Regions from separate parts of the Homo sapiens genome. Here region 2 is linked to region 1. Evidence: chromatin loops called from intact Hi-C (ENCODE). Cell type or tissue: right lobe of liver. All regions are shown on one strand. Each heading gives the region's core, and the rest is flanking DNA. Links, peaks and the distances in the headings are about the cores only.

Region 1 (16,879 bases), core at 4,848-12,847:
GCTAGCATACTTTCACAAAGCCCCTGCTGTGATGACCTGCAGTTCTCCAGAAAGATGCTTCAAAGACAAAACAAGATTGAGCACACGGCCTCCCATCTCTCTTGCCTGAGTCACTCTACTCCTTAAAAGATAAGCAATAATAGTCCTTGCCTTTTCCTACACATAAGATAACGTCTGATTGAAGGATACCTCTGTAACCTATAACCAGATCTGCTCATACACCCAAACGTTGATGTAGTTCGGCTTCAATGTAGCTTCTGAGCTAATTTGATGTAGTGGTTAATATGTAACCTCCTGACATCGAAAAGGATATGGATTTGTTTCTGAATCATAAAGTTTTACTGATTGTTTTGTGCATGAAATATTTTAGTCTATATATTGTCATCTGTGTCCAATGATTGTAACCTCTGTATTGTACCCTCCAGTGAAAAAAGACAACTCCAATATGAAGAGCCCCTTTCTTTCTGCCTGAACTTCCTTACAAAAGCCTTCCAACTTGTAACAGACTTTGGACCACCCTCAACTTCGTTGGTGTGTCTTCCTACATCAGTCCTGACATTTGCCTTCCAATAGAACTTTATGAAATTATTCCTGCCTCAGCAACCCTAATTTCATGAGACAATATTTTAAGCAATTTTTTAGGTGTAAGGAAGTCTTGTGACTGAAATGAAAAAACACTTGAGGTAAAGGAACAATAATATTAAAAAAACCCCAAACCAAACCAAAGCAAACAAAACTCCTTAGGTTCATCTGTTGTGAGCTTGCAAAACTTATAGAGCAAGATTCAAATATTTTTTCCTGTCCTCCTCCCAACTCCTCCTGCAAAGCCTTTCTTTACCACTGTTTTCTACACATGGAGGAAAGGGCAGGAAGGCTCTGCGTCTCCACACTGCAGCCAGAAAGCCAACATTCAGTGCTAGCGCTCAGAGAACCCGGGACACAGAGATGCCGTGGAAAGTGAAAGAAAGAGTAGTAGAAAGATAGTCGGGAAAATATCTGTAAGTGGCCTTTTAGAATAGACTTAAAAACACGAATGAATTAAAAAAACAAAAAGCCCAACTGGCAGAAACTGGCAAACCCAGCAACCCCACTGTCCCAGCTGAACAAAAATACTTCACACAGCTAAAAACTTTAAAACTTACCAGGACAAGGATAGAAGGCTAGTTTTACCATTGAAAAATACAAACTTCAGAGTGAAAGAAGTCTAAGACTTATTATATGTGATGTGTCAAGTATTTTATTGAAAGAAAACTTGCTTCACACAAAGTAGAGAAACCAGCTCAGGAGCAATGTCAAGTCAATTACAGTTTCCCCCTTTCCAAGAAACTACTGCTAGTAAGATTTTATGGGACAGGGGTAAAAATCAACATTCTGAAATGGAGATTTAACAATCAAATGAGTCAGGAGATTGTTGTTACACAAATATTGCCCATTTGCTTTATAAAAAATATGTACTTTCATATAAGATATCTCTAAGGAAACTTATATGAGCCCATTCACAATACCTAGATCGAAAAGGGCAGTATGATATTTATGTGAAAATGGGGTTGGGTGTTAGAAGACAGTGCAGACCATGAGCACCTTGCCACCTGAAACTTACCAGTCACCTCCCCTTAGACTGAAGGGTGTTGCTGATGCCTCCCTGACTCCTTTTGTGAAAAGCAGGAACATTTTTTTCCACCAAGTAAGAGTAAAGAAAGCCCCACAACATCCATACCAAGCATGATTTCTCAGCCTTGTGAACTAAAATGAACTCACACTTGCTACAGACCACTTCAGAGGCTTGCGTTCCTGTAGGTCTTTCATGTCAAAGCGGTGGGAGGGAAAATCTACAAGTGAACTCTCAAAAAAATTGCTCAAATCAATGAAGCTTTCGAAGAATGTTGGGAGAATCCATCTCCAGTGCTCAGATAGACTGTGAGAGAATATATCAGGGAGGATAACCACCTTGGACCAGGGTTCTTAATGGGCAAAGAGGCTGTTTTGCCCTTAGAGGACATTTGGCAATGTCTGGGAACATTTTCAGTTGTCACGACTGGGGGAGGGGACATATATTGAGTAGAAACCAGGGGTGTTGCTAAACATTCTATGAGGCACGTGGCAGCCCCCACAACAAAGAGTCATCCAGCCCAGAAGGCCGGTGGTGCCGAGGAAATGCCCTGCCACAGGGTTTGCTGTCAGGATGCTGAAAAGCTTTGGCACATTTTTTGAAAATAGATAACTAGACTTAAATTGCCATCTTTAAGTAAAAACCTTTTAAAATGATAAGCTTTTGACCCCTCCGTTTTACTATTTGGATGTAATGCAAGAATCTTCTGAAACTGCTGTTCCTATTAAATATAGTAAATTTTGGTGTTGTCAAGATATATGATCTAATATGCAAATGTATCATCAAATTCTCAAAAACCCATGTTTAATTTAATTTAATTTTCTGGATAAAGTTTAAGTGTTAAATTGTAATAATAAGTGGTAGCTTATGTTTAGGCATTAGATGATGAACAATTCTGAATTTCAAGGCCTATCCTGCACTGCTAAAACTCATATCAAAGAAAATTGCAAATTACTACGTATCATGCATGGGTCATTAGAACTTTTTTCAGTAAAAGCCTCAAATGTTGCTCCTCAAAATGCCAAGCAGCCATAGTAACTGACTGGTAAGAATAAATTAACTTAGTTCACGAAGTTGAAAGCTTATGTATCTTAGTTCACGAAGTTGAAAGCTTATGTATCTATGTAGACATTAAAAACAGCTATAGTTTGTTTTTTTCTTGTAAATTTGTTTGAGTTCATTGTAGATTCTGGATATTAGCCCTTTGTCAGATGAGTAGGTTGCGAAAATTTTCTCCCATGTTGTAGGTTGCCTGTTCACTCTGATGGTAGTTTCTTTTGCTGTGCAGAAGCTCTTTAGTTTAATTAGATCCCATTTGTCAATTTTGTCTTTTGTTGCCATTGCTTTTGGTGTTTTGGACATGAAGTCCTTGCCCACGCCTATGTCCTGAATGGTAATGCCTAGGTTTTCTTCTAGGGTTTTTATGGTTTTAGGTTTAACGTTTAAATCTTTAATCCATCTTGAATTGATTTTTGTATAAGGTGTAAGGAAGGGATAGACTGGATTAAGAAAATGTGGCACATATACACCATGGAATACTATGCAGCCATAAAAAATGATGAGTTCATATCCTTTGTAGGGACATGGATGAAATTGGAAACCATCATTCTCAGTAAACTATCGCAAGAACAAAAAACCAAACACCGCATATTCTCACTCATAGGTGGGAATTGAACAATGAGATCACATGGACACAGGAAGGGGAATATCACACTCTGGGGACTGTGGTGGGGTCGGGGGAGGGGGGAGGGATAGCATTGGGAGATATACCTAATGCTAGATGACACATTAGTGGGTGCAGCGCACCAGCATGGCACATGTATACATATGTAACTAACCTGCACAATGTGCACATGTACCCTAAAACTTAGAGTATAATAAAAAAAAAAAATTAAAAAAAAAAACAGCTATAGTTTATCATATGTTAAAACAATACATTTTTATAGAGAAAGCTAAAATAAGATTTCTAGGAGACAAAGTGAATTGGGTTTTTGTGTGTGTGTGTGTGACCTTGGACATCTTTCTTTACTTTTTTGAGCCTGTATTTTCTCTGCTGTGTGGTGGAGACAATCATCCTAATGTTTTCCAAGCTGTGTCATGACCATGTGACATAAGAAGACGTCAAGGCTCAGGGACACATGCCCCACATCATCCATGACAAATGAAAATGTGATCCTGGTTTTCTCGTTTTTAATTTCGTGCTTCTTCCTCACTCAGCCTGCTTCACAAGAACACTGTGAGGGTCAAATGGGCTACAATCGCACTTTGAAGACTGCGCAGTGGGATATAAATGTAAGTGGGAGGCAGTGTAACAGGTGGCAGCATTTCCCTAAAGGACATTGATTCTGTCCGTATGTCCTACTCTGTAATCTGAGACAATGTCCCCAGCTTCCCGTGGCCATCCTTCACCAGGGAATCCAAACCACTCACGTGTCTCCCTCTCTCCTTTGGGGCGAAACCTGGTGCTACTGGGTCTTCTCACTTAGCCCCAGATGTATCTTCATCCACATAGCAGGTGGTCAGAAACAGGTCAGAGCCCTGGGGTGTGCTGATCAAAGACAGAACTGTGGGAGAGCCAGAGAGTGTGGAGGCCTCCTCCAGGACTTTGGGTGAAGGAGGATTTAAGCCGTCTCACCCCAGTTGAAGGCAGAGCCAAATCCCGGAGGCCCTGTGAAAATGAGATTGCATTCTGAAAATCAGAATAGCACATTCACCTCCTAACAGCTATAATCCTCTCAACAGTGAAACTCCGGGGACAAGTGGACTTTGGCTGGGTTCAGTTGTGAATTCTGCAGACGTGCACACAAAATCATGACACTGGCAATTCTCACCTTCCCCAGAAAGCCAAGGCCTTCATGGAGGCCTCATCTGCAACCCCCCAGTTAGGTCCTCACACAGACCCCACCGTCCCACACATCAGCGGGTGCTATCCACCCTTCCCTCCACCTTGCCACACATCAAAGATTCCCAACTAGTGCCAAGTCTCCACCAGAGCATGGCACTCATCGGGCTGGAGTTGGAAGCAAAACTGAATATCAAACGTGCCATCCCTCATTCCACTGATGAGAAAACAGAGACCCAGAGAAAGGAACTGCCCTCTCCAGGATCAGAGCTCTGGGCCAAGGTCCCTTGTGGGCTACTTTATTGCTCTTTTTACTCAGGTACTTTATCTCCCTTTGCTGAGTAATAAAAGGTTTAATTACTCTCAGATGTTTACCAAAGAAATGTAATAACCTTCTCAGCATAATATTTGGGCATGAAGAGTATAATGATAGGCATATTTTGTGTGTGTTTTTGTTTCTGCCAGATTTTCCTTTACGTTCCCCTTAAGTCTGTGTTCCTTGAGCTAGAGGGGGTCTCAGATATAGTCTCAGGATTTCAAGAGTTCTCCAGAACAATTTTTAATTTAATTGCAGATTTTCATGTCAATGTAATGATAAAAGCATATGCAGCATTATGATGTTACAAGGTTTGAGCCGATTTTTTCCTTAAGTTTCTTTCCCTCCCATTATGAGCAGCCCATAATTGGGTCCCCTGACTTACGGTTACGATTCTTAATGTAAGGGTTTCCCCCTCCATCCTTCAGTCTAGACAAAGACCCTCCCCTCACTGTAGAGGATGAGAGATTTGGAGAGAAGAGAAACATAATTAAACATGGACGAGGATAGGAGGGTCTCTTTACCCTGGTTCTCTCTCAATTGGAGTAGAGGGGAATGAACCCCACTTCACCTCCGGTTCCCAGAATGGTAGCGATGCCCACAGATGTCCCTCTCAGAGTGGCAGCAAAGGAAAAGTTCTCCAAGGCAAGAAGTGGCAGACTCTGGAAGGCTCCAACAGTGGGATGAAAGTTTGCTGCCTAAAATGCTGGGATGGAATGTTCCAGCAAGAGGAGAGTGGCATCAAGGACATAACAGTGATCGTCACCACTGTGGGAAGGACAGTGACGACCAGGAAACACGACGCGATAGTGACATATTGTGGGAGCTGATGATGCAAATGTGAGGAGAGACTTCTACACCAGCCCTGCTCCGCCTCCCACCTCAGAACTTAGAAATCACACGGCAGGTGAAGGAGAGGCTGCTATTAAATTAATTGTGTGAAAGCCCCTGAATTTATCTGGAAATTACCAGATGAACTCCTCTGTCAGAAGACATAATAATGCTTGGCATACAAATTAAAATCCGTAATAGGAAAATATAGAAATTTACTTTATACACCTGAATGTGTGAAAAGATGCCGCTCATTGCATGCATTCTGTAGTATCATCTCTATGGTACCAAATGCTGCAATTATTTGAATTTTTTATGGTCAGTCACATCAGCGCCAACTCACCGCGTAAAGAAGCTCCGTTTACACTCGCGTGTGTGTGTTCTCACAAATCATCTGCATACACTTTCTCAGAGGTCTGCCTGTGCTGAGAACTGTGTCCTAAATTATGCTACATATTATGGGAGGTCATTTTGTGCAGGAAGATGTTGGTGTGTGGGAGAGAAAAAAAGGAGTCACAATCTCTGCATTCTGACTAGAGTCCACCTCCAGGAGAAGCGGGAAAACAAGGCATAAGCTGCTAGAACTGAGGAGAGGGAAAAACAAGCATCCGGCGAGGGCAGGAGGAACAGGAGAGGGGAGTCATGGATCTGCCTGGCCACCAGAGGGCAGCAGAGACGGGCTCACTGTCGGCTTCAAGGATGTTCCGCAAGTCGATTCACTTACAGACTCTTCTTCAAATGCGGCGGTCACCTGTGACCCACATTCATAACTCCCTCAGCCACTAGACGACAAAAGAAGCCCTGAGTTTAGGCTGACTGAGATTTTCATTCTAGCTTTGCTATACATTTGGGCAAGCTTTACTTTGGGTAAGTCTGTTCTTTCCAGGGGTCTCAATTTTCTTAGTTTTTACACAGGGATAGTATGTGGGTGGCTCACATTAAAGTATCGTTGTAAGGATAAAGTAAGAATATAATCATGATACAAAATCCCTTTATAGCTATTAGGTGTCATTACTGGGAATGGAAGGTCTTGGAAAGAAGGTGGATAGAAAAATAGAGGAGATTAGAAATGAAGATAAGAAATCAAGGTCAATCCAAGAAATGTCAGGAAAGTGTTGCTATGAATATGGAGAAGTTCAGGCGACGCCATCAGCTGTTTCTTGGGGACCTGGTTGAAAGATGTTTTGAGAGCTCTTAGATCAACTCACCAGAAAGATGATTACTTTGTGGAGTCTCCCAGCAGTGAGACTTATACAGGTATCGTTTCCTCAGGGAAAGGAAAGAAAAATCAGCAGCTCTCATCTCCTGGAGGCACAGTGGCTTGTCCTCCACAGTCCCCTCGGTTTGCTGACTGACTGGAGGAGAGAGAGCACCTGCAGAAGCCCTGCGACTCCTCCCCCAGATGTGAGTGGGGGGCCTGGGATTCCCGAGGCCAGTGAGGGGAGGGTGGTGCTCACAGGACGGAGGCCTTTCCTCACAGCGTGGCCACGGTTCAATCTGCACCTCTGGCCATTTTTCTTGATTGGCAAAAAGAAGGAAAGAAGAAAGGAAGAAAGGGAGGAAGGGAGGGAGGGGGGAGGAAGGAGGGAGGGAAAGAAAAGAAAAGAAAAAAGAAGAAAAGAAAGAAAAGAGAAGAAAGGAGGAAGGGCAGGCAGTAGAACTTCTGAATAGGAAAATGCCCAAACATTTAGGGATGGAGGACTGAGGTATTCTTAGTTCTGGCTGACCTACAGTCTAAGTTGAGCTCTTTACATACATGGCTGTCATATACTTTACAAAAAGTGTCTGACAAACCAGTTCCTCTAAAACTTTTAATTTTAAAAAATTTAGGTTGGGTGTGGTGGCTCACACCTGTAATTTCAGCACTTTGGGAGGCCGAGGCATGTGAATCACCTGAGGTCAGGAGTTTGAGACCAGCCTGGGCAACATGGTGAAACCCCGTTTTTACTAAAAATACAAAAATTAGCTGGGCGTGGTGGTGCACGCCTGTAATCCCAGCTACTCCAGAGGCTAAGGTAGGAGAATCACTTGAACCTGGGAGGCGGAGGTTGCAGTGAGCTGAAATTGCGCCATTGCACTCCAGCCTGGGCAACAGAGTGAGACTCTGTCTCAAAAAATAAATAAAATAAAATAAAATAAATTTTTACTTTTAAATTTACTTTTATGAAAGAGTTACAGAAGTTTAAGACAATCACAATGATCATCTATTATTTTTTGAAAATGATGAAATTACCTAAAATTGATTCTACTGCAGGTGGGAGCCTATAAGACTAAAGTTCCCAGGAAGAGATGTAAGCTTCGGTGAAACCCACCTCAGTTGACTCCAAAACTAATGCAGATGCCCCCTTGGGGAATTGCGGGGAGAGGGTGTACAGAATGTGTTAATACCATCACACTCCTCCCAGGACCCCAAAGAAGCTGCACTCACAGAGATATCCGGGCATGTCTCACACTGGAAATAGGGGACCCTTCCAAATATTGGGAGAAAGAAGGCAAAGAAAATCATACCGATATACTAAGCCTCCTGCATTTGCACCCATCCAGCCTGCCATTCATCCTGGGTTCTTTTACTTGGTCCTCTTGGGGCCTCTGAGAGGATCTCCATCTCTGCGAAGTGCATTCCCCACCGGGCTGTTGCAGTTCCACACATGGCCAGTAGATGACAGGTTTGTTCAAGAACCGCCTCCAAGATTTTACTACTGCACCGCGATTTCAGAGTGGCGGGAAGGACTGAGAGTCCCATTTAGAAACTTCCCAAATCTTAACTGCCAATATCTTTCTTTCTAAAATTGTGTTTTTGTATTTCGTGGTAAACTCAGTTCAAAGCCGCGGATGGGGGCAGGAATAGGAAAACTGCTGCTGCTGCTGAATATGCTTCTCTCTCTTAAAGGTCCCAGCAGAATTCTGCCACTGAACCACCCTGGGAGAATGCGGGGGAAAGAGAGGAGGAGAGAAGGACAGAGAGAGAGAGAGAGCCAGAGAGGATATGAGGGAGATAGGGAGAGAGGACTGCTTCATTGTCTTAAATTCGTTGTAATCACGTCGCAATACCAGGCACTCATTCTTAAGGTAGCAAAGCAGAAAATATTATAAGTTCAGTTATTAATGTCATTTGCACTTTTGAGAGTAGAGAACATAGGCACTAATATTATAATAATTCAATAACTATGAAGGAATCAAGACAATCTTCAGGGAGGATGTGGTGCATGGAATGGAATGTAAGGAATCGTTCATACTTCATGTAGGTTTAGCATTTCTTGATTACAAGCTAAATAAGGGGTGGATTACTCATGAGTTTTCCGGGAAGGTGGTGGGCAATTCCTGGACTAAGGGCTTCTCTCCTTTTTAGACCATATAGGGTAATTTTGGATGTTGCCATGGCATCTGTAAACTGTCATGGCGCTGGTGGGAGTGTCTTTTAGCATGCTAATACTTTATAATTAGCATATAATGAGCAGTGAGGATGACCAGAGGTCACTCTTGTGGCCATGTTGGTTTTGGTGGGTTTTGGCCCGTTTCTTAACTGCAACCTGTTTTATCAGCAAGGTCTTCATGACCTGTATCCTGTGCAGACCTCCTATCTCATCCTGTGACTGAAAGTGCCTTAACCTCCTGGGAATGCAGCCCAGTAGCTCTCAGCCTCATTGTACCCAGCCCCTATTCAAGATGGAGTTGCTCCGGCTCAAACACCTCTGACATTTGTGGACACGTAGAAAAGGATAATTAATGGGTTAGCAGGATGAAAGGAAAACTATACCCCAAAGGATAGCCTAGCCATTGAAATTGATATGAACTGGAATATGAAAATAATTGGGGACAATTTAGTTTCATGACCATATATAAAACATTTAACTATGTCTGGTTGTATTTTAACATAAAATTGGGCATGGGAAACTATTTTTAAAATATTCTTTATTTTTTAAATTGACCTGGATTTTTCTTTCAACTTTTATTATTTTAAAAATTAGTTTAAGCCTAGCAGATTTCACATAATTTCAGACTCCTTTTGGCAAACAGTAAACATTACAGCCTGGAAAGCTTGATTGCTTATATATAAAACCCTAAGAGAGCTATTGAAAATGCCTAGAATGTGTGAATTTAACAATGGTAAAATACAAAAACAAATTGTAATTCTATACACCACAGCAGAATATCATATATAAAATTTAAAAATCACTTCATTATGACAGCAATAAAAACATAAAATACTTAGACATAAACTGAACCGAAAGATGTGTGATGTGAAACTATAAAATACTGATGAGAGAAACTGATAAAATTCTAAATGTGTAAAGAGATATAATATATTTTGATTTGGGAAGAATTGATATTTTTGAAATAACAGTTCTCAACACGATCTTGATCAATATTCCCACTGGGTTTCTTTGTGGCAATAGACAATTCTAAAATTTATATGAAAATACAAAGGATCTACAATAGCCAAAACTTATTTGAAAAAGGACAGAAGAAATATGCAAAGCTTGGTTTCAAGTCATGCTTCAAAGCTATGGGCAACATGTCAAGGCTAGTAATGTAAGTTAGAGAAACTTCAACAAAGAATTGTGCTTAGTTGTGGGAATCCATGGGAGATTCTGGAATGAAGATGCATAGGAAACAAATGCAAGAGATGAGTCCTGGGCCCTCAGTCATTTAGAAGTTGGGAAGATGGGAGACTTGGCAAGGCAGGCTGAGATCTGGCTGTTATTCTCGTGTGATGAGAATCTCAAGACAGTGAGGTTTAGTAACAAGTCAAGAAAATACATCAATGATGCAGTAGTGGTTAACTACATAAAATGCTTCTGATATGATGAATAAAATGACATCCTAGAGATGACCATTGGATTTGGCAACATGGAGCTAACACATGTCAGTGACAAGGAGTTCAGTTAAAGATGTGGACTGTAGCCTGATCTGTGAAGAGTGGAAGAAGAATGGGGAGGAATGGAAATAACAGGTGCAGCCCAATATTTTTAAGAGTTTCCTTCAGATTAGAAGTAAAAATTCATTAGCAGAGTTGGATTTAGGGAAAAGGAAATGCCGTGGCATGTTTATATGCTGATTGGAATCACTCACTAGAGAGAGGAAATTTTTTTGGTAAACTGGATAAAGATACTTACAACATATTAAACCATGAAAAGGATTAGTACCCAGAACATAGAAAGGCCTCCTACAAATCAATTAGTAAAGGACTATATTTTTCTGAGAAAAAAAATGGTAAAGGCAAGAAGAAACATTTTATAGTAACATGTATAAATGACATGTGAATATGTGAAAAAATTTCAAACTCTTCATTATAAGTCAGAGAAATGTAAATAAACGCCACACTGAAAAAACAATAAAAATATCAAAACCTAGCAAGGATGTGGGTCAATGTTTCTACCAACAGACTTCTGAAGGAAATAGAAATTGTTAGGATCATTTTGGAAAACAAGTCAGCATAACATAGTAAGGTTGAAAATATATATACATTATCATACTACATTACTACTACAATGCTACTCTAGAACATACATCAAGAACTATTGCAAGTTCATTACAACTTCATTCCTAATAGCAAAACATCAAAACAACTTAAGTATCCATTAACAACTGAATAACTTTATATATTTTCATATCAATTATAGTTATTTATACTATATAGTTATTTATAGTTAAATTCATAAATGGAAATAGCTTTTTTTTTTGAGACGGAGTCTTGCTCTGTTGCCCAGGCTGGAGTGCAGTGGCATGATCTCGGCTCACTGCAAGCTCTGCCTTCCGGGTTCACACCATTCTCCTGCCTCAGCCTTCCCAGTAGCTGGGACTACAGGCGCCCGCCACCACGCCCGGCTAATTTTTTGTATTTTTAGTAGAGACGAGGTTTCACCATGTTAGCTAGGGTGGTCTCGATCTCCTGACCGCGTGATCCTCCCGCCTTGGCCTCCCAAAGTGCTGGGATTACAGGCGTGAGCCACCACGCCCGGTCAGAAATAGCTTTTTTAGGGCTGGTAAAATGGCCTTCATCTAGATTTTCTCATGCTTGTTTGTGAATTGGCTCCCCTCTCGATGAGCTGGTGCACTATCATTATGAGTTTTGTGCAACATTGAGTTCTTGCTTGGCAAGTTTTGTAGAATTTCTTTCCTGGGTTTTGCATGCTGAAAACATGGCTTCATTGGGCATTGGTAAATCAAACGGAGAGGAGGCAGTGCGGCAAGTACAAAGACCATAGTTACAATACTCTAAACCAAAAATATCTGAGACAGATCTCAATCAATTTAGAAGTTTATTTTGCTAGGGTTTAAGACAATGCCCAGAAGACAAGTCTGTGGCTTTCTCCAAAGATGATTTAGAAGCCTTCAATATTTAAAGGTGAAAAGCAGACTGGAGGGAGAATTGAATAGCTCCAATAGTGTACTTTCCTTGGTAATTTTCACTCTTCCTTGGACTATCACATAGGTTGAAACTCTGATATATGTCAAGGTTGTAAACCAAAAAGTGTCTGAGACAGGTCTTAAGCAATTTAGAAGTTTATTTTCCCAAGGTTAGGGACATGCTGGAAAGAAAAAATCATCAAATGACACAGGCAATCTGGTCTGTGTCTTTCTCCAAAGATGATTTCAATATTTAAAGGGGAAAAGTGGGCTGACAGGGAAAGAGAGAAGGTATGGCAATCCACATGTTGCAAGGAAAAAGGGGCAGGTAGGGGAAGAGTCAGTTATGTATTCATCTTGCTCTCAGTAAATCATCGCTTTGCATATGATTAGGTGAACATAGAGTAGCTACCGGTGGGGATATTTTTAACCTTTTATCTGTAGCTATCTGCTTGGAAACCAAAGGAAAGGCAATTTCTTGCGTGACTCAGCTTTCACCTTAATTCTTTCCTTTTGACATGGTGAATTGGGGTGCCAAATTTTTAGTTTCCTTTCACAATTTATACAAAACACAACTCAACAGACATCCTCATATCCCAGTGTATGTGGCGGCTCTGGATTCTATTCCTGCTCACCTGGACCTGATTGATCTGATATAGGCAGCTTGGAAACTACTTAGGTAGATGGTGGGGAGGGAAACGTTCCAGCTAACCATGAGCAAGTAAAATACAACTTCACATCCATCATTATCCAGCCCCAAATCATCCAACATCTAGATAATTCCTTAGAGTAAGGGAACAAGATAATGGCCACAACCAAGTAGGAAAGAATCACGTATACAGACGATTTTCATTCCCAAAGATCAGAAGATGTAAATGCAAAGAGAAAAAGTGCTTCCTACGATGCCAGCTCCAGCTTGATAAGAATATATGCTATTTATTATGTGAGGGGGAAACATGTTCAATACAGCTAGCTGCTTCAGCTTCCATGTGGTGTTTGATACCTGTGTTCCTTTTCATTTGGCTCAACTTCCATTAAGCACAAAAACCCCACAAAATGTTCAAAGGGCTAGAGGGACAAATTTGGATTTCATGCCTCACAAATAAAGGAAGGACTCCATAAGATAAAAATACGCTTTCCATAGAAACCTTGGAAGTCTAATATGTGGAATAAGGTGAAACAGAAACAGATCATCCTTCATAGGAACTGAATCCTGAGTTCTAACTAACTAATCCTAGACTAGATTTGGGTGATTTGAGATATTAATGACCTTAGCCTCATAGCCTCATTGCCTGACACAAGCAAAACTAAATAACCTCTAGAGAAATATAATATTTCCTGGAGCCTCAAATTATCACTCATATTTTTCTTCTGCATGGCATCAATTAAAAAATATATAAGAAAACAAAAAATAATAAAATCCAAGAAAAACATAACAGAACATAAATATATGACTTTGACTTCTCTGTGGGATACTGCTAGATTAACTCAACACTCCCAGTACACCAGCTAGAAAAGTTAAAAATTTAAAACACAAAATTCGTACTTTAAAGGAAAAGGAGAGCTGTGGAAGCAACATGCACTAGATGAAATACAATTGCAGAGAATAGGTGATCCTTTTGAGGTGAGCTGACAATCACAGCTCTTCCCCTGCCACCCATGGGGCATTTGCCAATTCATTGTTCATACAGAAGAGGTGTCATGGGCTCAGGAGGGAATCTGCTGGAGAAAGGGAAACCAAGCAAGGGACACAGGGACAGACTAAGAAATTAGATATTTGAGGTTCTCAAATTCTCAAATTCATGGCGTGATTTCCCCACAAGATATTTCTTGAGCTGTGGTGCAGCACTGAGCTATGAGCCAGGCCCCAAACTCCAAAGGCAGAATGAGGACTCCTCCATGTTGCTTGTGTTCAGGACACGGAGAACTGCCTTCAGCCTGGGTCTGTCGAGCACAAGGTGGGTCTCCCCGTTTTCACATGTGCCTGCTCCTGAAGCCACCTGAGAAGGAGGCCAGGGAGCTGGGCCAGCAAGTACTGAAGTTCAGGGCTGAATCTCTCACTGACATTTGTAGGAACAGAGACCTACCTGGGTCTTAATTAAAAGCTCTGGAAGGAGAGTCATGGCCTCTGGTATTGACGGAGTAGTTTGTATTGAAATACCCCTCTTGCTGGTAACAATGATAAATTCTGGACCACCTTCATTTTCCAATTTATTTCATTGTGTTGTGATAAGAACACCTTACATGAAATATACCCTCTTTACAAGTTTTTAACTACAACACAGTATTGTTAACTATAGGCACAATGTTGTATAGTAGATCTCTAGAACTTATTCATCTTGCATAACTAAAATGTTATATTGGTTGAACAGTAACTCCCCCATTTACCTTGCCCCCAGTCTCTGGCAACCACCAACCTATTCTCTGTTTCTATGAGATTGGCTACCTAGACACCTCATATAAGTGGGATTGAAGCAGCCTCGTTTGTCTGGGGTGACCTGAGGTTTGTTGTCTCGTGGCCATAGAGATCAAGGATGCAGACACACAAAAAGTAAGGCTAAGAGTGGAAATTTAAAGAATGTCTTTATTCCTGTCTTCGTTTTGTTATTTACCCAGTAGTCATTCAGGAGCAGGTTGTTCAGTTTGCATGTATTTGTGTGGTTTTGAGTGACTTTCATAATCCTGAGTTCTAATTTGATTGCACTGTGGTCTGAGAAACTGTTATGATTTCCATTCTTTTGCATTTGCTGAGGAGTGTTTTACTTCCAATTATGTGGTCAATTTTAGAACAAGTGCGATGTGGTGCTGAGAAGTATGTATATTCTGTTGATTTGGGGTGGAGAGTTCTGTAGATGTCTATTAGGTCTGCTTGGTCCAGAGCTAAGTTCAAGTCCTGAATATCCTTGTTAATTTTCTGTCTTGTTGATCTGTCTAATATTGACAGTGGAGTGTTGAAGTCTCCCACTATTATTATGTGGGAGTCTAAGTCTCTTTGTAGATCTCTAAGAACTTGCTTTATGAATCTGGGTGCTCCTGTATTGGGTGCATATATATTTAGGATAGTTAGCTCTTTTTGTTGAATTAATCCCTTTACCATTGTGTAATGCCCTCTTTTGTCTCTTTTGATTTTTGCTGGTTTAAAGTCTGTTCTATCAGAGGTGTTTATAGTATTCTCTGATGGTAGTTTGTATTTCTGTGGGATCAGTGGTGATATCCCCTTTATCATTTTTATTGCATCTATTTGATTCTTCTCTCATTTCTTCTTTATTAGTCTGGTTAGCGGTCTATCTATTGATCTTTTTTTACAAAAAAAAAAAAACCCAGCTCCTGGATTCATTGATTTTTTGAAGGGTTTTTCATGTCTCTATCTCCTTCAGTTATGCTCTGATCTTAGTTATTTCTTGCCTTCTGCTAGCTTTTGAATTTGTTTGCCCTTCTCTAGTTCTTTTAATTGTGATGTTAGGATGTTGATTTTAGATCTTTTCTGCTTTCTCTTGTGGGCATTTAGTGCTATAAATTTCCCTCTACACACTGCTTTAAATGTGTCCCAGAAATTCTGGTATGTTGTGTCTTTGTTCTCACTGCCTGAAAGGAATTTAACCCATAAGGAGGCCAAGTCAATGCTAGCTTTCAAGGCTTTTAAGTACAGATAACGGTCTTGCTTGAGGGCAATGTTGCAGGCTACAAATTAAAGCCCTTTGTGATCCAGCAAGGTGAAAACCCCAGGACCTTCCTTTAAGAATATAAAAAGAGGCCAGATACGGTGGCTCACGCCTGTAATCCCAGCACTTTGGGAGGCCGAGGTGGGCGGATCACGAGGTCAGGAGATCAAGACCATCTTGGCTAACACAGTGAAACCCTGTCTCTACTAAAAATACAAAAAGTTAGCCGGGTGTGGTGGTGGGCACCTGTAGTCCCAGCTACTCAGGAGGCTGAGGCAGGAGAATGGTGTGAATCTGGGAGGTGGAGCTTGCAGTGAGCCGAGATCATGCCACTGCATTCCAGTCTGGAAGACAGAGCTAGATTCCATAAAAAAAAAAAATATATATATATATATATATATATATATATATATATATATATATATATAAAGTATATCCTGCCAGTACACTACAGGTGTAATAAAACATCATGGATGACCCATCTCCTCTTCCATGATTACATCCTAAATTGCTATGCCAGAGAAATAGAGAGGCATTGTCTGAAAAATACCATAACTTTCAAGATTTTGTTTATGGTTATTTGTTCTCCTGCACATCCTCCTGTTATTAATGATCTTTATCCCAATATCGAAGTGGTGCTTCTCCCTCTTTAATCCAACCAATGGATCAAGGAATTATAGCAGCTTTTAAGGTTTACTATCTGAAGAGGGCCTTTGCCCATGTTATTATGGTAACTCAGGAAGACACTGAGAAGACAGTGATGCAATTCTGGAAGGATAACAACAGCTATGGCTACATCAAGAACCTTGCTTGGGATGGGGATGATGTCACCGAGGAGTGTGTGAATGGCATCTGGAAGAAGACACTCAGGAGGTTTGTCTGTGAGTTCAAAGGGTTTGCCAAGGATGAGGAGATTGCAAAAATCTACAAGGCTTTGGTTGAGATGGCAAACAACTTTAAACTGAGTACGGATGAGGATGGCATTAGGAGCTCCTAGAGGTAGTTCCTTGGAATTGACTAATGAGGAGTTGTTGGAACTGAGACAGGAATGCATAGTTGAAGTAGTGGTCAGAAAAAAAGGAAACTGAAGGAGAAGAAGAAGAAGAACCCCAAATAAAATTCCCTGTGCAGGGTTTAGCAGGAGCTTTTGCAGACCTCAACAAGCTCCTTAAAAATTTGAAAACATGAACCCCAGCACAACAAGGTTTTCATTAATAAAGAGGAATGTTCACGGTGAATCATCTGCTTATAAGCAAATCTATGATGAA
Region 2 (14,959 bases), core at 1,280-9,279, 290 kb after region 1:
AAGATAAAATTTGTTATCATAACAAAGGGCTAACTCACAGAAGCCAAAGAAGATATGTAAAAGGATTGATCTAAGGATAGTACACTGTGTGTTATACAAGAAATCCTCTGTATATTTCTTATCTCTAATTTTCTCTGCCTGTCATCTTCATTATTTTATATATCTCTGCTTTCAGATTCACATAGTACAAAATGGTCCCTGCCAAGATGTTCTCAATTCATCTCTCCTTTGCCCTAGGGCTTCTTTTCCTAGACCAGTCAGTTGCTTACTGTACACCACTAAAGTGTTGCCAGGGGATGAGTTCACATTACAGTACATGAACATAGTTACTCCTGATGTGAGCTTATGGAGGGGATGAGGGAGTGGTGCAGGTGATACACAAAGGATCTGCTGGTCTGCACATCAGACTCAATATTCTCTACTACAAGGAGACAGGATATAAGCCCAGTCCATCTGCTTCGTTCTTTGACAGTACATTTCATTCAAAATAAGTACAAGTGCAAAAATCTGTGGTAGTAAATCTACTGCACTTTTCTTATGTCTGACACTAATAACCCAAGAAAAACTATAATAAAATATTTCTGATTTTGAAATTAGCCTGCCACTGTTTGCATGGAAATTTACTACTGGTAAGCCCTTGTTTCTCTATCCCCTTACTCAGCTTTCTTCATTTGTATCTTCATAGCAAGAATCACCACCTAATACTGCATATCTGTATATTATGTGATTATTTTTTCTTTCCTGCTAGAATTAAAACTCATAAAGGTAGGGACATTTTTACCTTGCTGACTATTTTATCTGGAATAGTACATAGCACTTAGTAGGAGCTAAATAATTATTTGACAAATGAATGGATACATTAATTGATGAATTTTATGTCCAAATCTAGGCTGCTTTTGTTTACATAAACCTCTGTTTTCCACTAGTCACATTCTCTGCCTGCTACATGGAGAGAACCATTATTCAGGATTTCAGTTCTGCTCTAAACACTTGGATCCTTTCGCAATCAGGGATCTTCAATTTCTCCACTTGGTGTTTTGCTCAACAAATGAAAGTGCCTTTGAATATTCACATTTGGTCCTCCAAAACCACATCAGCTTTTAGAACAATGTTTCTAGACAATTTATTAGTAACCCTTCAAAGGTGTGCTCCCCAATTTTTATGAATGTGTAATTATATTTAAACTGAAATGACATAATGTTTCTGTGTCAAATATTGTAGAGAAAGTTGACCATCTTTGCATACGCTATTTGCCATTTGAGTTCTTCTGTGAATTGCCGGTTCACCTACTTTCCAACATTGCTATTAGGTTATTTAACTCTTTCTTATTGATTTGAGTAGTACTTTATTTCTTCCCTTGTTTAATATATGTATTTAAAGTATCTAAATATATTTCATGACTATGTTGTCCAACTTTTGTAATACATATCAACAAATATCTACCTGTTATATCCATTTTTAAGAAATACATAAAATGTAATAACTTGTACTTTTCTCACCCTTCTTTGCTTTTCTAAACAGTATTTATGTATTTCAACTTTTTAAAGTTTAAATATAATATACTTAAGTGTAGGTTGTTTTTGTTTTTTTAATCCTGCTTGGTATTCTCCGAGATTTGTAATCGGTGATTCGTTGTCTGTCATTAATTTTGGCAAGTTCTCACCTGGCTTCTACAACATCAGACTCTTGCGGCTTCCTCAGCACCCAGCTTTTGCAGTGTAGAGCAGCCAGCAACACCCAGCAGCTTCGTCAGGCATGCACACCCCCTTTAGCAGTTTTACAGCAGAGAGTGACCACCACCACCCCACTTCCATGAACCTTACAGGAACAGCTTTCCCAACACCCTAGAGGAAGGATTTCTGACAAGTCCCAGAGGGTGGATTACAGCAAACTACCGCTGGAGCAGCAGTTCAACAACTACCTCTCTGCCATTCAGTGAGCCATGGAAGTGCCTCCCTAACAAGGTCTGACCTCACCCTTGGAAAGAAAACTGGAGAAGGCTCCTTCTTGGGTGCTCTATCTTAACCTAGGTGATGGGTTAATATCGAGTGTCAACTTGATTGAATTGAAAGATGCAAAGTATTGTTCCTGGGTGTGTCTGTGAGGGTGTTGCCAAAGGAGATTAACATTTGAGTCAGTGGACTGGGAGAGGCAAGACCCACCCTCAATCTGGGTGGGCACCATCTAATCAGCTGCCAGCACCACTAGGATAAAAGCAGGCAGAGGACCGTAGAAGGACTAGACTAGCGGTCTTCCACCCTTCATTTTTCTCCCTTGCCAGGGGCTCTGAGACCTTCAACCACAGACTGAAGGCTGCACTGTCAGCTTCCCTACTTTTGAGGTTTTGGGACTCGGACTGGCTTCCTTGCTCCTCAGATTGCAGACGGTCTACTGTGGGACTTCACCTTGTGATCATGTGAGTCAACACGCTTTAATAAACTCCCCTTTATACATACATCTATCATATTAGTTCTATCCCTCTAGATAACCCTGACTAATACACTAGGGAAGTAGCCATTTCGTATTATATTATATTATGCACTATTATATCTGCCACTGCTATATTATTTAGAGTTCTCTTTACTTCTTTCTAGCCAATCTCTTATTACTCAGATCTCTTGTTAAGATTCGTATTTCTTTATATTGATCTTTCTCATTTTACATTACTGTGTGATTTCCTCTCTCTCCTGACTAGACCCATACTTATAAACCCATAAAATTTCATTCAGGCACGAATCTAGAATAAAAATTATTCTCAGACATGCAAAGATTAGAAAAATTTGCTTCCAGAATATCCTTTTTTGGATATTAACAGACGGTGTGTCGTAGCAAAATTAGGTAGTCAAAGCAAGTAAGAGGAAGATATCAGATACCTGAAACATTATCTTCTACCAAAGAAAACAATGAAGAGAATCCCAAGATGACATCTGCTCAGCAGTCCTGGAAATCATTTCTTTTAGATTGAAACTAGAGAACTAAGGGCACCAGGAAGTGGATAAACATGATAAGTATGATCCCATAAATTTTACAGTATTGTTGAGATATTCAAAACATCTGAGGATATGATTAAAAAGTAGACTACATATATGAGGGAAAAGAAATTGCAAATAGAATCTTCATAAAAATTAAAAGATGCCCAACAAAGGAAATATATTCTCAATAATGAGCACATACGTGTTTAAAAAATACCTGGTTACAAACAAACCATAAATACTATCGGGTTTGAAAATATTAAAGATAAATTATAAATGCCAGAAGTTGGGATATGAAATAAAGAAAAAAGTAGAGCAGGAAAGAATAGGGTTAGCAGTAGCTTCATCTACAAGGAGAAAACTCAAGAGATCTTGAATATAACTGACAGAATAATAGAGTACTGTGTTTAAAAATACAGGGATTGGCCGGGCGCGGTGGCTCACGCCTGTAATCCCAGCACTTTGGGAGGCCAAGGCGGGCGGATCACGAGGTCAGGAGATCGAGACCATCCTGGCTAACACGGTGAAACCCCATCTCTACTGAAAATACAAAAAAAAAAATTAGCCGGGCATGGTGGCGGGCGCCTGTAGTCCCAGCTACTCAGGAGGCTGAGGCAGGAGAATGGCGTGAACCCGGGAGGCGGAGCTTGCAGTGAGCCAGTCGCGCCACTGCACTCCAGCCTGGGGGACAGAGCGAGACTCTGTCTCAAAAATAAATAAATAAATAAATAAATAAATAAATAAATAAATAAATAAATAAATAAAAAATGCAGGGATTACCTACAGAGGAACTAAACATAGTAAGATAATAAAATCACAAGAAAGATGTCAGAGACCTAATTTTTGGTGGTTTAAATTATCTGGTTTCATAACAGGAAGTCAATGGATGTCTAAATTAATACCCCCACATACAAAAACATACGCATATTACTGTTAAAGTCATTGAACTGGGGATAATGACAGTGGAGTAAAGGAATGGCATGAAGGGCTCTTGTTTTCATTAAAATACATCTCTATTGTTTAATCTTCAAACTATATACTGATATCCCAATAAATTTAAAATAGTAATTGTAAAGTAAATATCATTCTTACTGAAATATCAAGAATGCTGCAGATGGTGGCGGAATGTTCAATGTGAAAAAGGATAGTGGCTTGCACTAGAATGACAGCAGTGAAGTTTGTTTTAAGCATGTAATTTTATAGTACCAATCTCTTACCTGTGAGAGCATGTAAAAGACTGAGCTCCTCAGTTCTCAAACAAAAGCAGACTTTAACTCCTGCTCCAGCCATGCTTCTTTGCTTCTCAAACATCCAAAACTGCATCTCAGATTGCATCATATTCTGAGCACATGGAAGGAAGAGTACGGGAAATAAGAGTGGCTGTGTTACCACCCTCAAGGAATCCTGACCCCTCAAATCCAGACCTGCCAAGGGGCAAGGAAAAAAGGGAAAGCGGCAGCTACCTTGAATTTCTAAAGTGCAATGTCCCCACCTACTGGTGAACATGACCCAGTTAACATCCCTACAGCTGTCCATGTCCTCCTAAAACAAGAACCTTGAACTTCTTCCAGTAGTATAGAATCCGTGTCCTTTAGCACAGTTCTACACCAAAAGATAAACAAAATATTAATCCAAAATTTTTACAATGCAATGAGGGTGTGGGAATGATAATTTTAAAACATGCCGCACAAGGTTAGTTTTAAAATAACGCCATCGTTAGCATTCCCATTCCCTACTATCTATCTACTCCTCACAGCTTCTGCTCAGATTGTCTTCTCTCCATTGTCTCTTCCATCTCCCTGTACAAACCTCCTCTCTTACACTGCCTTTCCTGCCAACACACTGCTTCCCCATGTGTTAAGTTGGCAGCCTTTTTTCCCTCTCATTGTTTTCTGGCTTCTGATATTTCAGATAAGAAATTTGATTCCAGTCTGGTTCTCGTCCTTTTATGTGTAAACTGTTTATTTCCTTCTTGGAAGCCAATAGATCATTTTTATTACCATTTTATTTTCTGATTGTGTAGTAAAAATTTTCATCCCTCCAGCTACAGAACTATTTGTATATTTTCATGATTCCACTTGATTCCTTTAAATTGCATGAATCTTATCTAGCCAGAGACTAAAGTCTTCCTTTCCTTCAGAAAAAAAAAATCTTCGATTTTTTATTGTATCCTATATTTTTTCTATTTTTCCGGCACACCTATTATACAGCAGTTGGAGATGGCTGTATAGATAGAACTTTCTCAACATATTTTCACAATTTTATGTGTTCCAAGGTAGTTAAAACAGGAATCTGATTTCTTTTGTACTTTCTTTCCCACCCTCCTATTTTTTTTAAGACTCAGAACCACTACTTGAACACTCTAATTGATAACTGCTTAGTTATTTCTCACCTGCCTTAAAGAGTGTTTCTTCATTATGCTCAAGAATGAGAGCAATTTAAAATGAAATCATTTTAACCTGTCTCCTCAGAGACAAGTTCTGTTGGCTTCTTTTTTTCCTATGTATTATGTGTTGGTAAAATTTTCCAGTTTCTTTGCATGTCTTGTAATTTTTGTTTAATATTGATATTTTACATAAATTCTGATTCCACAATCCCTAGGAGTAAGTGCTCTTGCTGTTTGTTGTTTGTGTTAGTGACTTGCTTGGGCTAGTTCTTCCAAGTCTGTTTCCCCCTAGTATGCAGCCTATGGTGTCTCTGCTAAGTTTGTTTAATAATTTTTGTTTTCATTATTAAGCCTGATTTCCTACAATCACCCCTGGTCATCATAGCTTAATGTCAGCCTATGATTGATGAAAGATTCTGCTTAAACAATTGAGTCAGTAAGGCTTCCACACTTTGCCATTGAACTGAGTGGGATGTGGGAAATGCTTTCAAAGTTCCGGGACTTTACAGGTATGTCCCAATTTTTACTTTCTGCCTTCACATGTCCTTATATTCAGCCAGGTCTCTCCTGAGCAGGCTTAACCAAGCTGATGCAGACAGCTTTCCACACCACTGGGGATAAATGAGATTTTAGCAAGGCTATTTTTGACTATCTCATTCTCTGGATCTCCCTGGTAAAATTCCTGACTGGCCTGCCATCATGACTTCAAGCTAGTTGAGATGTTAGCCTTCCATAATTATTTGCCCTGAGGTCTATGCTGTTTTCTACAAAATGCCAAGACGTTATTTTGAGGGTGTGTGTGTGTGTGTGTGTGTGTGTGTGCATGCATGTGCGTGAGCTCTTTTCCAAAAAATGTGTGTGAGCTCCCTCTGGCAGGTTAAGAAGAGCTGTCTAATCCCATGGCCTGTCCTCCCACACAGGTAGAAATTCTGCACCATAAGTTGAGGTGAAGGAAGTTGGTGAAAGCATACTCTGGCCAAAATAATACTGATTTTGCTGTTTTTATTAGGATTCAGTTTAGATTCTCTTAACTAAATGCTTCTCAATGTTCGTATCCTTTGGTCAATTTCCAGAGTCTTTAAATGATTGTTTTTGGCAACGTTGTCCAATGTTCTCACTGCTTTTTAGATTCGTTGAAATGTTTTGATGTCAATATATGTGGTATATTTTTATGTATTTTCTACGTGAATTTGAAAATAAGCTGTATATAGCATTTGGTACATACACACTTAGGATTATATGTCTTTTTGATGTATTGACTCTTTTTCATTATGAAAAATTTATCTCCAGTAATATTCCTTATTTGTAAAGTTTTCTTTGTCTGATATTAATGTAGCCACTCCAGCTTTCTTGCCCAGTGTATATTTTTTCATCCTTATATTTTTAACCTGTGTCTTCATACTTAAAATGCATTTCTTATGGACAGTGTATGGTCAAAAGTCTTGCTTATTTATCCAGTTTAGAAATATGCATTTAATGTAATTACTGAAGTACTGGATTTAAGTCTACCCCCTTGCTGCTTTTTGTTTTTGGTCCATCTGTTCTTTTTCTCTTATTCCTCTTTACTTGCCTTTCTTAGTATATTTTTCTCCCTCCTAATGGTAACTGAGTAGAAAGATGTCAGAACTTAGGTCTTTAAGATTTGTGGAACTTTAAAACAATTTTTATTTTATTTTATTTGAGGCAGAGTCTTGCTCTGTTGCCCAAACTGGAGTGCAGTGGCGCACTATTTGTAGAACTTGAGTGGAAAATCCTAAATAAGAATACCACAGAGGAGAGCCCAAAATTCTGCATTTGAAAGAAATTTGCATGCAGAATAGGGGCCCCTCTTTGAGTTTTCATGTTTTTTGGGGATTTTTCTCCTCAATAGCAACTAATTCTTTCGGCACCAAACTCCAACCTCCGTCTTCTCTTCCTGGTAAGACTGCATCTTTCTGCTTGAGCTTTGTTCTACCATCTACTGCTTTAGACTGAAAAGCACTCTCAGGGGAAACTCACAGTAAACGTTGAACTCACCTAGTTACTTTCCTTTTCTCAATATTTATCTCCTGATGTATTCTGCATGCTTCAAAAGATCTCCAATGATTGCAAATTTTTAAGTCATTTTTATAGATTTCATAATTTTTGTTTCTAGAAAGGCTAGACGTAGACATATGGTTTTTAATATAAGTAAGTAGCTATAGAAATAAATGTATAGATGTTTATGTGTATGTCCACAAATAGGATCTTAGACTTTTGACATTCCCATAGCAATGAGCACACTTAACACACAGATCTTGATCTAGCTTTTTAACCAGACTCTTCTAAAAGAACCCAGAGCTATGACAGATTCTAGAGCTTGAGAAAAAAAATAAAAGATGATCATAGAAAGTAAGGATATTTAAGAATGGTGGATACGGCCAGGCGCGGTGGCTCATGCCTGTAATCCCAGCACTTTGGGAGGCCGAGGCAGGCGGATCACGAGGTCAGGAGATCGACAACATCCTGGCTAACACGGTGAAACCCCGCCTCTACTAAAAAATACAAAAAAAAAAATTGCCGGGCGTGGTAGCGGGCGCCTGTAGTCCCAGCTACTTGGGAGGCTGAGGCAGGACAATGGGGTGAACCCTGAAGGCGGAGCTTGCCGTGAGCCGAGATCGCGCCACTGCACTCCAGCCTGGGCGACAGAAGCGAGATTCCGTCTCAAAAAAAAAAAAAAAAAAAAAAAAAAAAAGAATGATGGATATGTGTCAGGTGTCAGAGATAAGAATATGTTCAAAGAATGGTAGATACATGCTCTTTACACAGATAGGCAAAAAATAACCAGAAGAAAGAATGCATACCACAAATACCTAAATCACAATAAATTCAGTATGATCATATTAATAACAAAAAAAATCTTCATTAAAAATATGTTTTACCAGGAATAAAAATAAAACTTGAGTCATAATGATGGAAAAACCATAAGAAGAACATAACTTTTCTAAATATGTATGCATCTAATAATATGACTTAAAAATAAATGATACAAAAATTGACAGAAATGAAAATATAGATAAATTTGCAATCGTAATTAGAGATTTTTAAATGCTTCTCTCAATAATTGGTAAAAGAAATGAACAAAAAAATCAGGAAAATATATTAAACAGTGGAATAGCACTAATAATTAAATCAACCTAACTGACACTTATAAGACATTAGACTAGAATATGCAATGGCAAAATACATATTATTTCAGGTGTACATGAAATATCCATCAAGATGAACAACATACTGGATCATAAATTTAGTCTCAAGAAATTCAACAGTATGCAAACTGGGTAGGGTATGTTCTCTGACCAAAAAAGATAAAAATAAAAATACCTCAACTAAATTAGAAAGCAGCACCAAACTGATAACCTGGAAATCCCCTAAATATACAGAAATTAATCAACATACTACCAAATAAGCCATAGGTCTAAGAGGAAATTACAAAGAAAATTAGAGAATATTTTAAGTGAATGATCATGAAGTTCATTATATCAAAATGTATGAGATAAAGCTGAAAGAGTGCTTGAAGGGAAATTAGTTTCTTTAAATGTATACATCAGAACTGAAGAGAAGTTTAAAATCAATGGTGTGAGCTTCTACCTTAAGAAGGTAGAAAAAGGAAAGCAAACTAAATCTAAAGAAGATAGAAGGTAGAAAGAAGGAATTAAAAAGCAAAGATGTGGAACCAACCCAAATGCCCATCAGTGATAGACTGGATAAAGAAAATGTGGCACATATTCACCATGGAATACTATGCAGCCATAAAAAAGAATGAGTTCATGTCCTTTGCAGGGACATGGACGAAGCTGGAAACCATCATCCTCAGCAAACTAACACAGGAACAGAAAATCAAACACCGCATGTTCTCACTCATAAGTGGGAGTTGAACAATGAGAGTACATATCCAAGTCTCACATGTCTCAACAATGAGAACACACAAGGAGGGGAACATCACAAACCGGGGCCAGTTGGGGAGTGGAGGGAAAGAGAAGGGTGAGCATTGGACAAATACCTAATGCATGCAGGTCTTAAAACCCAGATGATGGATTGACAGGTGCAGCAAACCACCATAGCGCATGTATACCTATGTAACAAACCTGCATGTTGAGCACATGTATCCCAGAACTTAAAGTAAAATAAATAAAAAAAAGAAATGATTAAATGTGGCAAAGACAAATAAAAGAAAGAAGGAATTAATAAAAATGAAACCAGACAACAATGAAACAGAAAACCAGCAAACAGAAAAATTAACAAAGCTGGGCTGGGTGTGGTGGCTCACACCTGTAATCCCAGCACTTTGGGAGGATGAAGAGGGACGATCATTTGAAGCAATTCTCCTGCTTCAGCCTTCCCAAGTAGCTGGGATTATAGGCATGCGCCACCATGCCCGGCTAATTTTGTATTTTTAGTAGAGACGGGGTTTCTCCATGTTGGTCAGGCTGGTCTCGAACTCCCGACCTCAGGTGATCTGCCCACCTTGGCCTCCCAAAGTGCTGGGATTACAGGGATGAGCCACCATGCCGGGCCTAAAATGAAATTTTAATTGGCAAGAAGGCAGATGGTGAGAATTGTTGATCCAATAATAACATGAAGTCCATGAAAGCCTGTGGCTACAAAGAATGTTGAGCCATAGATTCCATCAGAGATAATAAAGCGGCCTCGAAATATTCTGAGACTTGTAGAAGAATGAAATAGACTCCTAAGAGGATCGTGGTAAGTACTGCTTGAATTATTTGTTTTTGGTTACCTTCTATTAGGCTGTGATGGGCTCAAGTAATTGAAACTCCTGATGCAAGTAATACAGACGTATTTAGGAGAGATACTTCTAAAGGGTTCAGGGGAAGAATACCTGTTGGGGGTCAATGTCCTCCTAATTCTGGGGTCGGTGCTAAACTGGAGTGATAGAATGCCCAGAAAAAAACCAGTGAAGAAGAATACTTCTGAGGTAATAAATAGGAGCATCCCGTATCGGAGGTCTTTTAGGACAATTGTTGTGTGGTGGCCTTGGAATATACTTTCTCGGACAATATCACGTCATCACTGATGTATAGTCAGTGTGTTGGTTAGTAGGCCTAAAGTTAAAAGAGTGGTAGAATTAAAGTGAAATCATATGGCCAGGCCAGATGTTATTAGGAGAGCCGAGAGAGCTCCTGTTAGTGGTCAAGGGCTAGGTACAGCTATATGGTAGGCAAGTGTTTGGTGGGTCATTATGTATTATCATGCAAATAAAGACTTACTAATAGTGTGAAGACATAAGCTTGAATAAGAGCAACAGCAAACTCGAGAATAGTTAGTAGAATTAGAATAATAAGAGATACTGAAGTTGCGGAGACACTAATAATTGATAATATTAGCACTGCACTGCGACTGTGGTCGGCGATTATCCCACTTCCAGGGCCAATCAGGCTAACAAATTATTTCAAACCTATTACAACTCCCTACAATGCTTCAAGCCCCAAGGCCCCGGCATTGGAGGGCCTATAACTAAACACACCCCCCTTTTACAATAAGCCTCACTTTGCTTTTCAGCTTCTGAAGGAAATTTCCCTGTAGGATCCTTCACACCTAACCAATGCAACTGCACTATCATTATTAAACACCCCTCTAACCATCAGACTAACCAAGCTGATTACCAAGTTATCACCTGAAGCAAATGGAACGTTTCTGCATCTGGCTTGTTTTACAGCCTATCCCTTAACCAATGCCTCTGAACTAACTTGTGCTGTCCCTGGTTCCTACCTTTTTCCATGGCTCAATATCAATGATGCAACATCCGATCACATTAAACGTGTAAAAAACAACTCTTGCTATATCTCTACTATAGTGGATGTCTCCCTGGCCTCCTCCTTGTCCATCTGGAGTAAGGAACTGCAGGAAAGAAACAACATCCAATCTTTAACACACTTATTCTCTTTCCATATCTCTGCCTGTATTTACGATGAAGGCTTGTTCTTTTTGTGTGGCACCAACACATATCTTTGTCTCCCCACCAACCGGACCGGAACCTGTTCTCTAGTTTATCTTTCTCCTTCCATTGGACTAGCTCCTCCTAATCAACCTTTGTCTATCCCATCCATCCAATATGTTAGGAAAAGGAGAGCCATCCACATCATTCCTTAATGGCTGCCTTGGGTATAACCTCTGGACTTAGAGAGGGAGCAGGTGGATTAGCCACATACTTTAAGGTTCTTTCAACAGAACTACAGGGATCTCTAGAAGATATAGCCTGAAGCCTTGTAAGAGTCCAAGACCAACTAGACTCCTTAGCTGGTGCAGTCCTCCAGAACAGACAGAGACTAGATCTTATAATGGTTGAAAGAGAGGGCATCTGCCTCTAACTGGGTGAGGAAAGTTGTTTCTATCTCAACCAGTCGGGCGTAGTAAGAGATGCTGCCGAAAAACTTAAAGAAAGGGCTGAAAAGCTAAGGGAATACCAACACAACCAAATAGATTCTTAGTTTGGGAACAAAATCATAGCATGAGTCACCCCATTCCTGGGCCCTCTCCTAATGATATGCCTAGGACTAACTTTCTTACCCTGCCTAATTAATCTTTTCCAAAGATTTTTAACCAACAGGATCATGGCCATTTCACAGACAACTACCCAAAAACATCTACAGACGGCATTACTCCTACAGTCAATCTGAGACCAGAAAACTCTCCACACCCCCCTCAGCAGGAATTAGCCAGAAAGAACACACCATCCTCATCCTTTTATAACTATAGGATCTGGATTGACAGAGCAGGAGCATCGCCATTTTGGACATGCACCACCATTTTAAAGTTCCCCTTGATCAAAAGCCACCTAAATCCAACCCAAAGGGCATCAGCCTAATGGCTAATGGCAGCATGACCTTAAACCACAAATGATACCTCTGCCCAGAAACATTCCAACCCTGAGATAAACCCCTCTCCAACCAGAGACATACCAGCCCCAAGATAACCTCCCCTCTGACCGGAGAGATGCCAACCCCAAGATAACCTCCCCTCCAACCAGAGACATTCCAACCCCACAATAAACTTCTTCTCCACACAGAAACATTCAAGCCTTTCGCCCCAAACCCTTAAATACTCTTAGTCTGTAAGAGAGAGGGCTCCTGACTGAAATCAGCCAGAAGCCCTCTCAGGTTTATTCTCCAAAATAAACCTGTCTTTGACTGTTGAGCCACTTTTTGTGTTTCTTTCCTCTTTCTTTAACTCTTTTTTTTTTTTTATGCATTTATGTTTTATATACACTTTATACATATAGCAGCCTGAAGGTAATTTTTTTTTTTTCAGGTTGTTTTTTTTTTTTGTTTTTTTTTTGTTTTTTTTTTTTTAATTATACTCTAAGTTTTAGGGTACATGTGCACATTGTGCAGGTTAGTTACATATGTATACATGTGCCATGCTGGTGCGCTGCACCCACTAATGTGTCATCTAGCATTAGGTATATCTCCCAATGCTATCCCTCCCCCCTCCCCCGACCCCACCACAGTCCCCAGAGTGTGATATTCCCCTTCCTGTGTCCATGTGATCTCATTGTTCAATTCCCACCTATGAGTGAGAATACGCGGTGTTTGGTTTTTTGTTCTTGCGATAGTTTACTGAGAATGATGGTTTCCAATTTCATCCATGTCCCTACAAAGGATATGAACTCATCACTTTTTATGGCTGCATAACACTGTGTGTATCACTATTTGGATTAACATAAATGAGAAAGGAGAGATAGAGACCGTGAACTAGGTAAATGGATGTGCATCATTTGGTGGTAGTAAAAACACAATCTAAATTTACTCCGTGCTCAAGCTCATAAATTATGATTATTGACAACATTACAATTTAGGCTGTTTTTATTTTGTGGAACTTTGTAGATTAACTAAGATTTCATTAATATAGTATTTTATATTTACATGCAATGTAATCCTTTAGTAACCACAAAGTAGGTTGTTGAGAGGACCCATGATGTAATACATATAAAACACTTAGACCTATTTTATGGCATACATAGGCCTCAAATAATGTTATCTAAGGGTATGACTTATATAATCTGTACTTGGGACTCCAGTTTCAATGCCCAAACTCTGGGAACCAAGTGTGGCTTACACTGAACATCATTTTTGCTTAAACTTGTTAGTCTTATACATCTTTACACCAATTCTAAGCATTAAGCTTTTTCTTTATTTTCTTTCTTTCTTTTCCTTCTTTATTTCTCTCTCTCTCTCTTTCTTTCTTTCTCTCTCTCTCTTTCTTTCTTTCTCTTTCTTTCTTCCTTCCTTCCTTCCTTCCTTCCTTCCTTCCTTCCTTCCTTCCTTCTCTCCTTAATTGTGGGAAAATATAAATAAACTAAAACTCATCATTTTCACCTTTTTAAGTGTACAGTTCAGTGGCATTAAATATATTCACACTATTGTACACAATAACCACCACAGATCTCCAGAACTTTTCCTCATCCCAAACTGGAACTCTGTAACCATAAACAACTCCTTATTCCTTCCTCCTCCCAGCCACTAGTGACCACCATTCTACTTTCTGTCTCTGTTTGATCACTCAAGGTGGTCTCATAAGGTAGAATCATACAATATCTGCCTTTTTTGTGACTGGCTTATTTCACTTCACATAATGTCTTTACATTTCATCTGAGTTATAGCATATTTTCAGAATTTCCTTCCTTTTTAAGACTGAATAATATTCCATTGTATGTTTATACCACATTTTGCTTTTCCAGGCATCCATTGATGGAGATTTGTTTGTTTGTTTGTTTCACCTTTTGGCTACCATTAACGTTTGTGCTATGAACATGGGTATACTAATGTATGTTCAAGTCTCTCCTTTCAGTTTTTTTGGGTATATGGCCAGAAGTGGAATCATGGCATCATATGGTAATTGTATGTTTAAAGTTTTTGAGTTATGACTCTACCTTTTTCCACAACAGCTGCATCATTTTACATTCCCGCCAGCAAGGCACAAGGGTTCCAATTTCTCCACATCCACAGCAACACTTATATTCTCTTTTTTCCTTTTGAATAATAGCCATCCTAACGTGTGTATGCACAACTACACATAAAAAAAGTGGTGAATCTCGTAAAAGCAATATTTATCAAAGGAAAGAAACAAATCCAATACATTATTTTATTTATATAAAATTTAAGACCATACACACATTTTTAAAAAGTAAATAATTAGCACAAAATCAGAGTAATGTTTTCCTCCAAGGGAAAGATGGTAGGTAGAAGGTGCACACACAGGGCTTCTGGGAAGCTGGATAAGCTTTTTAGTCTGTGTCATTAATTATTTATTAAACTCTATATACATGTTTATGCAACTCTGTGCTTAAGTTATGTGTCAGTCTAAAAGAAACGCTACTATTAAATCCTCAATTATGAAAATCTTACTCTTCAATCATGAGCTGAAGAATAGCAATACAAGTTGTTGATTGCTCTTCTGGATAGAAATCCAGGATAAGAAATACAAATTGAATTTACTCTGAGAAATTTATCTTTCAAGACATATGAGGTATTTAAATTTAAGAGAGGTGAAGATCCTTTTTACTAATATAAATTTAAGATCCAATTCCCTTCAAAGATGTGGACTTTAGGGAAAAAATTAATTG

What was found. A loop is a pair of places that touch in the nucleus more often than their neighbours do. Peaks named below come from ENCODE experiments on the same cell type or tissue, not always from the same donor. Only the 100,000 strongest peaks of a DNase experiment are listed, where the experiment ranks them.
Region 2: it touches region 1 in a loop (7-fold over the local background); 92 of 110 quality-filtered maps call a loop at or near these places.

What each region holds. Positions count from the first base shown.
Region 1 is chr6:32,407,369-32,424,247 of GRCh38, forward strand. TSBP1-AS1 (TSBP1 and BTNL2 antisense RNA 1) reads left to right here. Exons shown (of 4, transcript NR_136245.1): 4 at 1-362. Among named protein-coding and RNA genes, the nearest start is that of BTNL2, 8.6 kb to the left of the region's middle. RefSeq lists silencers at 6,858-7,133, 7,330-7,478. In right lobe of liver, for the core only: CTCF peaks have their summits at 6,258 (motif pointing right) and 8,249 (motif pointing right); DNase peaks (open chromatin) are centred at 6,273 and 8,263; H3K27me3 peaks cover 781 bases.
Region 2 is chr6:32,696,229-32,711,187 of GRCh38, forward strand. It overlaps the pseudogene MTCO3P1. Among named protein-coding and RNA genes, the nearest start is that of HLA-DQB1, 37 kb to the left of the region's middle. In right lobe of liver, for the core only: a CTCF peak has its summit at 4,491 (motif pointing left); no DNase peak of the experiment used is centred there; H3K27me3 peaks cover 478 bases.